Regions from separate parts of the Mus musculus genome. Here regions 1 and 3 are each linked to region 2. Evidence: chromatin loops called from intact Hi-C (ENCODE). Cell type or tissue: left cerebral cortex. All regions are shown on one strand.

The links. Peaks named below come from ENCODE experiments on the same cell type or tissue, not always from the same donor. Only the 100,000 strongest peaks of a DNase experiment are listed, where the experiment ranks them.
Region 1: it touches region 2 in a loop (2.7-fold over the local background); 11 of 42 quality-filtered maps call a loop at or near these places.
Region 3: it touches region 2 in a loop (2.2-fold over the local background); 9 of 42 quality-filtered maps call a loop at or near these places.

What each region holds. Positions count from the first base shown.
Region 1 is chr11:102,266,497-102,268,996 of GRCm38, forward strand. It overlaps Asb16 (ankyrin repeat and SOCS box-containing 16), which reads left to right and starts at 2,255. Exons shown (of 5, transcript NM_148953.3): 1 at 2,255-2,500. The coding sequence starts at 2,327. In left cerebral cortex, a CTCF peak has its summit at 1,150 (motif pointing left); a DNase peak (open chromatin) is centred at 1,137.
Region 2 is chr11:102,155,459-102,157,958 of GRCm38, forward strand. It overlaps Tmem101 (transmembrane protein 101), which reads right to left and starts at 949. Exons shown (of 4, transcript NM_029649.2): 1 at 750-949; 2 at 266-446. The coding sequence starts at 886. In left cerebral cortex, a CTCF peak has its summit at 1,248 (motif pointing left); DNase peaks (open chromatin) are centred at 405 and 937; H3K4me3 peaks cover 1,327 bases; H3K27ac peaks cover 635 bases.
Region 3 is chr11:102,221,972-102,224,471 of GRCm38, forward strand. All of the region lies in intron 2 of Hdac5 (histone deacetylase 5), which reads right to left. Among named protein-coding and RNA genes, the nearest start is that of Mir8101, 6.9 kb to the right of the region's middle. In left cerebral cortex, a CTCF peak has its summit at 1,374 (motif pointing left); DNase peaks (open chromatin) are centred at 26 and 1,363; H3K27ac peaks cover 413 bases.

The sequences.
Region 1 (2,500 bases), 110 kb after region 2:
AGGGACAAAGCTGTAGTGAGTACTTTTCAGGCTGCTGAGGCAAGAAAGCAGGGCAGAGGTTAGGCTCTGACTGTTAGATGCCTGGGGAGCGAAGGGACACCCACCACTTTGGCCCTCCTCGACCCCACCCAGCTTTGCCACACTCCCAACCCTGGGAACTCAGCTGTGGGTGCTCCGCTAGGCAGTCAGCGGGGCAATTAAAACATGGTATGGCTTCCAGTGGGGTTAATCATAGCTGCGTCCATAGAGGTGCCTTTCTCTGAGGATCTTCAAACCCTCACTAGGCATGATCTCACTCTTCATCTGGGACCCCCTCCCTGGAACACCACCAAGAAGCTGGGGCCAAGCACAGACTGACTGAACAGAGGGTGAGGGACGTGCCGGAAAAGGCCCAGGTCACTGCCACCCACTCTGGGTGGTGGGTGAGTGTTTGTTCTGGCAGAGAATAGGGACCTTCATTCAATGTTCAGAGAGGCCAGCCTGCCATGAGCCAAGGGCTCCTAAACATTGTGTCAAGACCGACCATGCCAGGGCCTGCCCCAGAACCCACATTTAGCATGGTAGAATGATGTCTCTGGCATGGGTACTTTGCCAAACCCATCCGATGGCCTTCTAGTTGAGTAGCTACTGCAGGCACACCTCCACACAGCAGAGTGCCTTGAATGGGTGAGTTAGGAGACCCCAAGCCACTGGGACAGCAGGGAAGGGTAAAGGACCTGGTGAGAATGCTGTGTGGCATGGGGCCAGACCAGGGATTCGGGATTTCTCTGGAAGAGCCTGAGCCAAACTGCAGACATTTTTAAGGAAAAGTGACCTTCTTGGATAGGTGATTGTGACAGGGCTGAGTGTGGTCAGAGGAAGGAGACACAGGCTAGACCCATCCAGGCTGGAGGCTAGGAACTGAAGCTGAGGACAAAACTGTAGGAGAGACATTCTGTGTGGGAGCCTGCGGCCAGGGGGAAGTGAGAGATACAGAGGAGGAGAAGGTTGCTGGAGAGTGGGTGGGAGCAAGCACCGGGAGCAAGGAGGGACCCACATGGCATTGCCAAGACACTGCAGAGCCTGCAGTCTTGAAGACAGAAGCCCGCTGACATCCCTCCACCCTCCCCTGCCAGCTAATCGACCAGCTGTTGTTGTTTCCGCGGCCTCATTCCTCCCCCTAGAGGCTCCTGGAAGTACAGCCATTTCCTCCTAAAGCGAATGGGGCGTAGTTTCCCAAAAGTCTCATCCCTTCAGTCTCCACTTCCAAGGTCAAATCCCTGGACACATCCGCAGTCAGGCACGTGATTCCCCTAGAAACCAGGGAGGGAAAAAAAAAACTAGTCACTGAAGGTAGAGACCGTGCCCAGTTTCGGCATGAGGGGACAAGAAGAGGATTTGCTCAACTGTCTACCCAACATAGCACTACCCTCTAGGGTACTTATCTAAAGTGTGGCCCACTGGAGGCCTTGGCACACCCCCACAAGCTATGTAACTTTGAGTCAGTTTTACCTTTTTAAGACTTAAATTCCACCCAGGTGTGGTAGTGTATCCCTTTAATCCCAGCATTCCTGAGGCAAAGGGAAGTGGATCGCTGAGTTCAAGGCCAGTCTGGTCTACAGAGCTAGTTTCAGGACAGCCAGGACTACACAGAGGAACCCTGTCTCAAAAAACAAAAACAGCAGCACTGCCAACAACAAAACCTTACGTCCTGTAAGTCTCTATCCATCTCAGGTGCTGAACTGAAATTCTTAGCTTGGCCTCATTTCCTGACCAAATCTGTCTTGTATTACAACACTGACTGGTCATCTGAGTAGAGATGGATCTGAGAGTGATTTCAGTTCTAGAAAGCATGGTGTGTGTGTGCAGTGGTTGCTGTTATTTCAAATTCAGGAAGAGTGGTTTGGCTTCTTGGAAGCTCTCTCCACTTCCCCAGACTGAGGTCTATGGGCCATCCTGGGCTTCTACCCTTTTTACCAGCCAATACTTCAGAGGCTGCAGGACCCTGGTCCTTCCTCTACCCTGTCCTGCCCACCCATCTCATGGTTGACTGCTTTGACTAGAAGGCTCACTCCAGAGAAGTGGGGTCCAGGAGTGACCTTTGGCTGAGGCCCTGTTGACCAACAAAAGGGTACCAGCAGGGTCAGAGGCTGGCCCAATACCATCTGCATTAAGATCATGACTCTAGGCAAACTGTTTACCAATGCAGTGAGGGGCCTATTTATAGCCTCAGCTGTTTCTCCAGCTTACCAAGAAGGGGGCAGGGTGGCTCCCCAGAGCAAGGTGCTAGCTGGGACAAGGAACGATTCTCTGCCTAGGTGGCACTGCCCAGACCACTGGACCCCTCATGGCAGGGGAGAGCTTTCCTTTCACATCCTCCACACTGCGTGCTCTCCGCCTGCAGAGAGAGTGGCTGGACTGGGAGGACAGGAGGAGAGCTGCTGCCCAGCAGTGCCGCAGGCACAGGGACCTCCCTTGTCCCCAGGCCCAGCTCCTTAGGCCTCGCCGCTCCTGCCGAGAC
Region 2 (2,500 bases):
CCTTCCATACACTGTGGCATGATTTTGGGAGAGTCCATTTTCCATCTCTGGACCTCCCTTTTCACAGTCTACAAGGGAGGTCGGTGTGGTCTCTATGGGTCTGACACGTCTGTGGTCTGTAATGATTGCCACAAAACTGCTGCAAACCTAGTACCTCAGTTTTCCCGGGCTTCAAGTTCAGGAGTACCATACATGCCCACCACATACATCAGGAACCTTCAGCTCCTTCCCATAGCTAAATCTCGTCTAGAGTCCCCGTGCTCACCTTTAGCCAGTCCCCGTAGTGGACATAGCCCCCGATGTAAGCGGTGTAGGTGCTGATGGCTAGCTGCAGCGCGGCGCCCAACGCAAACCAACGCCGCTTCACTCCGAAGGACATGAAGCTAGCACACAACACAGCTGCCCCCATGTCGAAATATAGATAAGGCACTGGGATGTCGGGCTTCCTGTGGATCGAGTGTAGGGAACAAGGAGGACAGAATGAATAGAGAGTAAGTATCTGGGGACCTCTGTAAGTTCCTGCAATCGCCACTGCCCCCCAAAAACCCGAGATCCTTCTCACTGCCGGAGCCGCCGCCACATCAGTAATGGCCGTACAATCGAAAGAGAGCATCTTCCAACCTGTTTGAGTACCAATTCCTCCCAGTCTAAGTATCCCGACTTCTGGGCCCCAACATCACCGCACCCCAGTTCCTGGGACAGGTCGGACCGCCCCCCACCGCATTCGACGACTTCGTGGGCGCGCTCACCGGCGCGCCTCGGCCCTTTCAGCGTACAACATAAGTTGGCTGAAGCAGCCCCAAAAGGGGCAGCGCGTGAGCAGCACGGAACCCAGCTGCATGATCAGCTGCAGCATCCAGCGTCTCGATCCAATCTTCGAAGCCATCTTGGGAAAGGGCAGTCCGCTACGGCCTCAGCCGGGTCCGGGAGACCAGCAGCGGGGAATGATACAGGCAACTTCCGGTCCCTGACTGTTTTTCTTTTCGTCGGGAAACAAAGCTCTTGCTCCCTAGTTCCGGGTGGGAAAAATGTGTTCTAGAAGGAGGAGTCAGCCTTTCTGAACGCTCCCCATGAAGAGAACTCAGAGCTTCAATTTGCCCTTTCTTTCCCTTTAAAAAGAAAAGATTTGTTTAGGGGCTGGTGAGATGTTTCAGCGGTTAAGGACACTGCTGCTCTTCCAGAGCTCCTGAGTTCAATTCCCAGCAACCACAAGGTGGTTTACAACCGTCTTTAAAGGGATCTGATGCCCTCTTCTGGCATACCGGTGTACGTGAAAACAGAACACTCATACATTAAAAACAAAATATAGACCACTTGTTTATTTTTTTAAGAATTTTTATTTATTTTATTTATGAGTGTACTGTCGCTGTCTTCTGACACACCATCAGGGCATCAGATCTCATTACAGTTGGTTGTATACCATCATGTGGTTGCTGAGAATTCAACTCAGGACCTCTGGAAGTCAGTGCTCTTAAGTGCTGAGCCATCTCTCCAGCTCTGATTTGTTTATTTATGTATATGAATATTCTATTTACATGTATGCCTGCATGACAGAAAGGGGCATCAGATCCTATCATAGATGGTTGTGAGCCACTAAGGTTGCTGGGGACTGAAGTCAGGATCTCTGAAACAAAAGCCGGTGTTCTTTGTACTCTCAAAATGGGACAGGAGCAAGGAGCATGGGGTTGAAACATCAGAAATCCTGGAACACAGCTTGATGTATGGAAGCAACCGACTCTGGACATAACCAGACCTGGACTCCAAGCTGAAAACCGATCCTGTGTCATCTAAATGGAGACTCAAGTGTGAGATGGGGATAATGGCTTTCCACCTCATCACTGCTGGGAGACTTAAATGTAGCAAAGGTGGTTTGGCAGATAATAAGGGTCCCATAAAAGGGTGTGATACAGACCCCAGAGAGAATTCTCTGTCTTTGCTGTCTTTGGCCGAACTTTTAAAGTAAGGAGTCCTCTTGTCTCTAAGTCACCTCTCTTTTGGTCTTGCTGCTTTTGTCTCCTAAGAAAAGAGGAGAGACCTACGTATCCATACAACACAGATGGGAGTTGCTCCCAAGAACCTTTCTAAACATGTCCACCTCCCCCATATCCTTTCTTTCCCTAACTCTGGTGGGTGGTTGGCTAAAAGGGAGGTTAAAGCATTTAAGAACCATCATTAAATATTAAACCTACAGCTCTGCCTGCCTGTGCCTCCTGAGTGCTAGAATTAAAGTCACCATGCTCATCTCACATTCCTCCTCCTCCTCCTCCTCCTCCTCCTCCTCCTCCTCTTTCTTTAAACAAAGACTAAGTATATCAAAGAACTGGGAAATAGGACTGTGTAGATACAAATTGGGCATGGATAATAGACAAGGGGAATGAAAAAAGGCCCGGGTTAGAGGCTATTTTGTCTGCCTCTATCTATCCGTCCTATGCCATAAGACAAGTCCACAGAACAGAATCACTTTCCAAGGAGTTATACTTTATCAGTCTCTTCAGCTACC
Region 3 (2,500 bases), 67 kb after region 2:
GGCTGGCTGCCTGCCCTCCCAGGGGCTCGGTAGCAGAGCCTGAGGCAGGGAGACAGGACGCCAAGGTTCCTGGCTCCACCCCACACCCATGCCCCAGTTTCTCTGGTCACCCCAAAGGGAGGGGGCAGTCGCCCTCCCTCCTGGGAAAGGAAAGGAGAGAAAGTATAGAGGGCGCTAGGAGGTGCTGGGCAGACAGGTGCTATCATGCGGTTCATCTTCCTCCCACGCAGGGCAGAAGGAACCTAGATGCCTTCTCCAGGGCCCCACCAACAAACATCTAGATGGGATCACGTGGCAGGCCACATTCCTGTCCTTCTCTAAGCCATGGCCCTGAGAACAGGGTACAACCAGGGCAGTTGAGGTCCTAGGTCCCAGGGAGGCTCTTCCAAGTCAAAGCTGCTACAAATCCTAGCCATCATTAACCCCATGCTGGGGAACGTACACACAGGACTGGCTCCAGAAAAAATAAAGAACCCCTCACCCCATTTGCACCCCACCCCACCCCCACCCCGCCTAAAGAAAAAGGTAGAGGGAAACAGACTGGCCTCTTCCAGGGAGCAGAGTTCCTCAGATGGCCAGAGAGGTAGACAGGTCAAGTACTAGCATGTAGCCCAGCCCAGAGATATAAAGAGAGAATGCCCACTGGCCAAAGTGGTGGGCCCAGAAGCTAACTGCTCCGTCTCCACCTGCCACACCTTAGCAGGAACTTGCATGCTGACTTTTTGGCTACGACTGAAGGGATGGACCATTTCCTGTCTTTTGGTCCACCACAGGCCAGCCTCAAAAAAAAAAAAAAAAGAAAAAGTTGTTCTTATGCTGAGAGGAACCAGGGAAGAGAGAGAAAGTGCCCTGCTGTGCTTGCCCTGCGGCTGTATGCCCTAAGAAGGGAGGACCGAATGAGCCAGGATGTGGGGAGAGATCGGTCATACTCGTCACCCCCTCCTGTCTGTAACCTGTCCTGGGGCTCCCAATCTTTCTTAGGGCCTTCTGCAAGGTGTCCACTTTGCTGTGGACACCTATGTGCTCTGAAAACAAAGTCACTTTATTATTGTGGAATTCCAGCTTCTTCCAGGCTTCAGGGCATCGGAGGAAGCCCCAACCCAGATGCCAGCTGAACTTGGAGAACAGATGCTGAGCCCCTTCAAAGAGTAAAAGCTGTGTGCAGACCGGTTGTCTCCATGCCACAGGGCAGCTGGACCCCACTAGAATAACCAGCCCCGGAGCTGTAGAAAAAAACTAAGGGAAGATCCACAGCAGGTCACCTCTCGGCACAAGACTCAACAGTCTTAAAATATAGTTCTATATCCTGTGCCCCTCTCTCTTTCTCCCTCCCATACACGGAAAAGACAGCATCTCCCCCTGCTGGGGGCAGCTGGAAAGCCAGCCAAGAGACAGGTCACCAAGAATACCTATCCTACCAGAGCTCAGAAGCTGCCAAGCTAGCAGAGATCTCCAGCTACAGCCCGCTCCCACCCAGCTCAGGCAGGATGGTTACGAGGAGAACCTGGACCATCAGTGACTAGAACACAGCCCTAGAAACTCGCTGCAAGAGCAAGAACCCCTATAGCTGGGAAATGTCCTCCCCAAGCTACCAACAGATGTCCCTGGGCAGCCTCTGCCTGTCTGATAGAAGAGCAGAGCTGAGGGACCGATGGATAGTCATCAGGCCTCTTCCTGTCCCTTTGATGACCAGAGGATGAGACAGGAAGCCAGAGCTCCAGAGCCCACCTGGTGCGACCCTTAGGGGTTTGAATGAAGGCGAGGGCAGGAAGACCCCAGTGGGAAATACAAAAGCAGTGAGAAGACAGCTGGGGAACGGCTCTCCCCAGTGTGGGGCTGGGTCCCTCCCTGCTTCTTGCAGCTCAGTTCTTATCCAATCCCCTCATCCTTCTTTTCTCTAGAAAATATCCATCTAACCATGCTTGCAGAAAAAGATACAGGACCAGGCAGTGCTGGGAAGGGCTAGGGTTGGGCGGGATACAGCAGGAGAGGCACTGACCATCTCAGACTGTTTACAAGGAGACAGCTAGGGGCAAGAGACAGCGATTACTCCGACCATGCTAACTTGCGACCTTCTGGGGAACTCCTGAGGGTCCGGCTCAAGTCATTTGGACACACCCTCATAGGCACACTCGTCGGGACACACCCAAACAGAGCTACCTTGTGTCCCACCCACAGACTATTCCTGGCAGCACCCAGCAAGGTCCTAGCAGAAAGGAATGGGAAATGGGAGTCAAAGACCCCCAACACAAGAATCCACCAAGAGGAAGAAGGTCATCTCCTTACACTCAGCAAAGAGCCAAGACTCTTCTACAAACACATAACCCCACTCCTATCCCTACACTGTATAGCCTAAGGCATTGGGCTCTTTAAAGCTCCACCAGGAAAAAGGTACAGCACAGGAAAAAGCCATCACCACGAGAAGTAGCACGAGCTGTCTCCAGGAAAACGCTTCCAACACTGTCCCAGGCTACCCAGGGAAAGTCACACCTCCATCTCA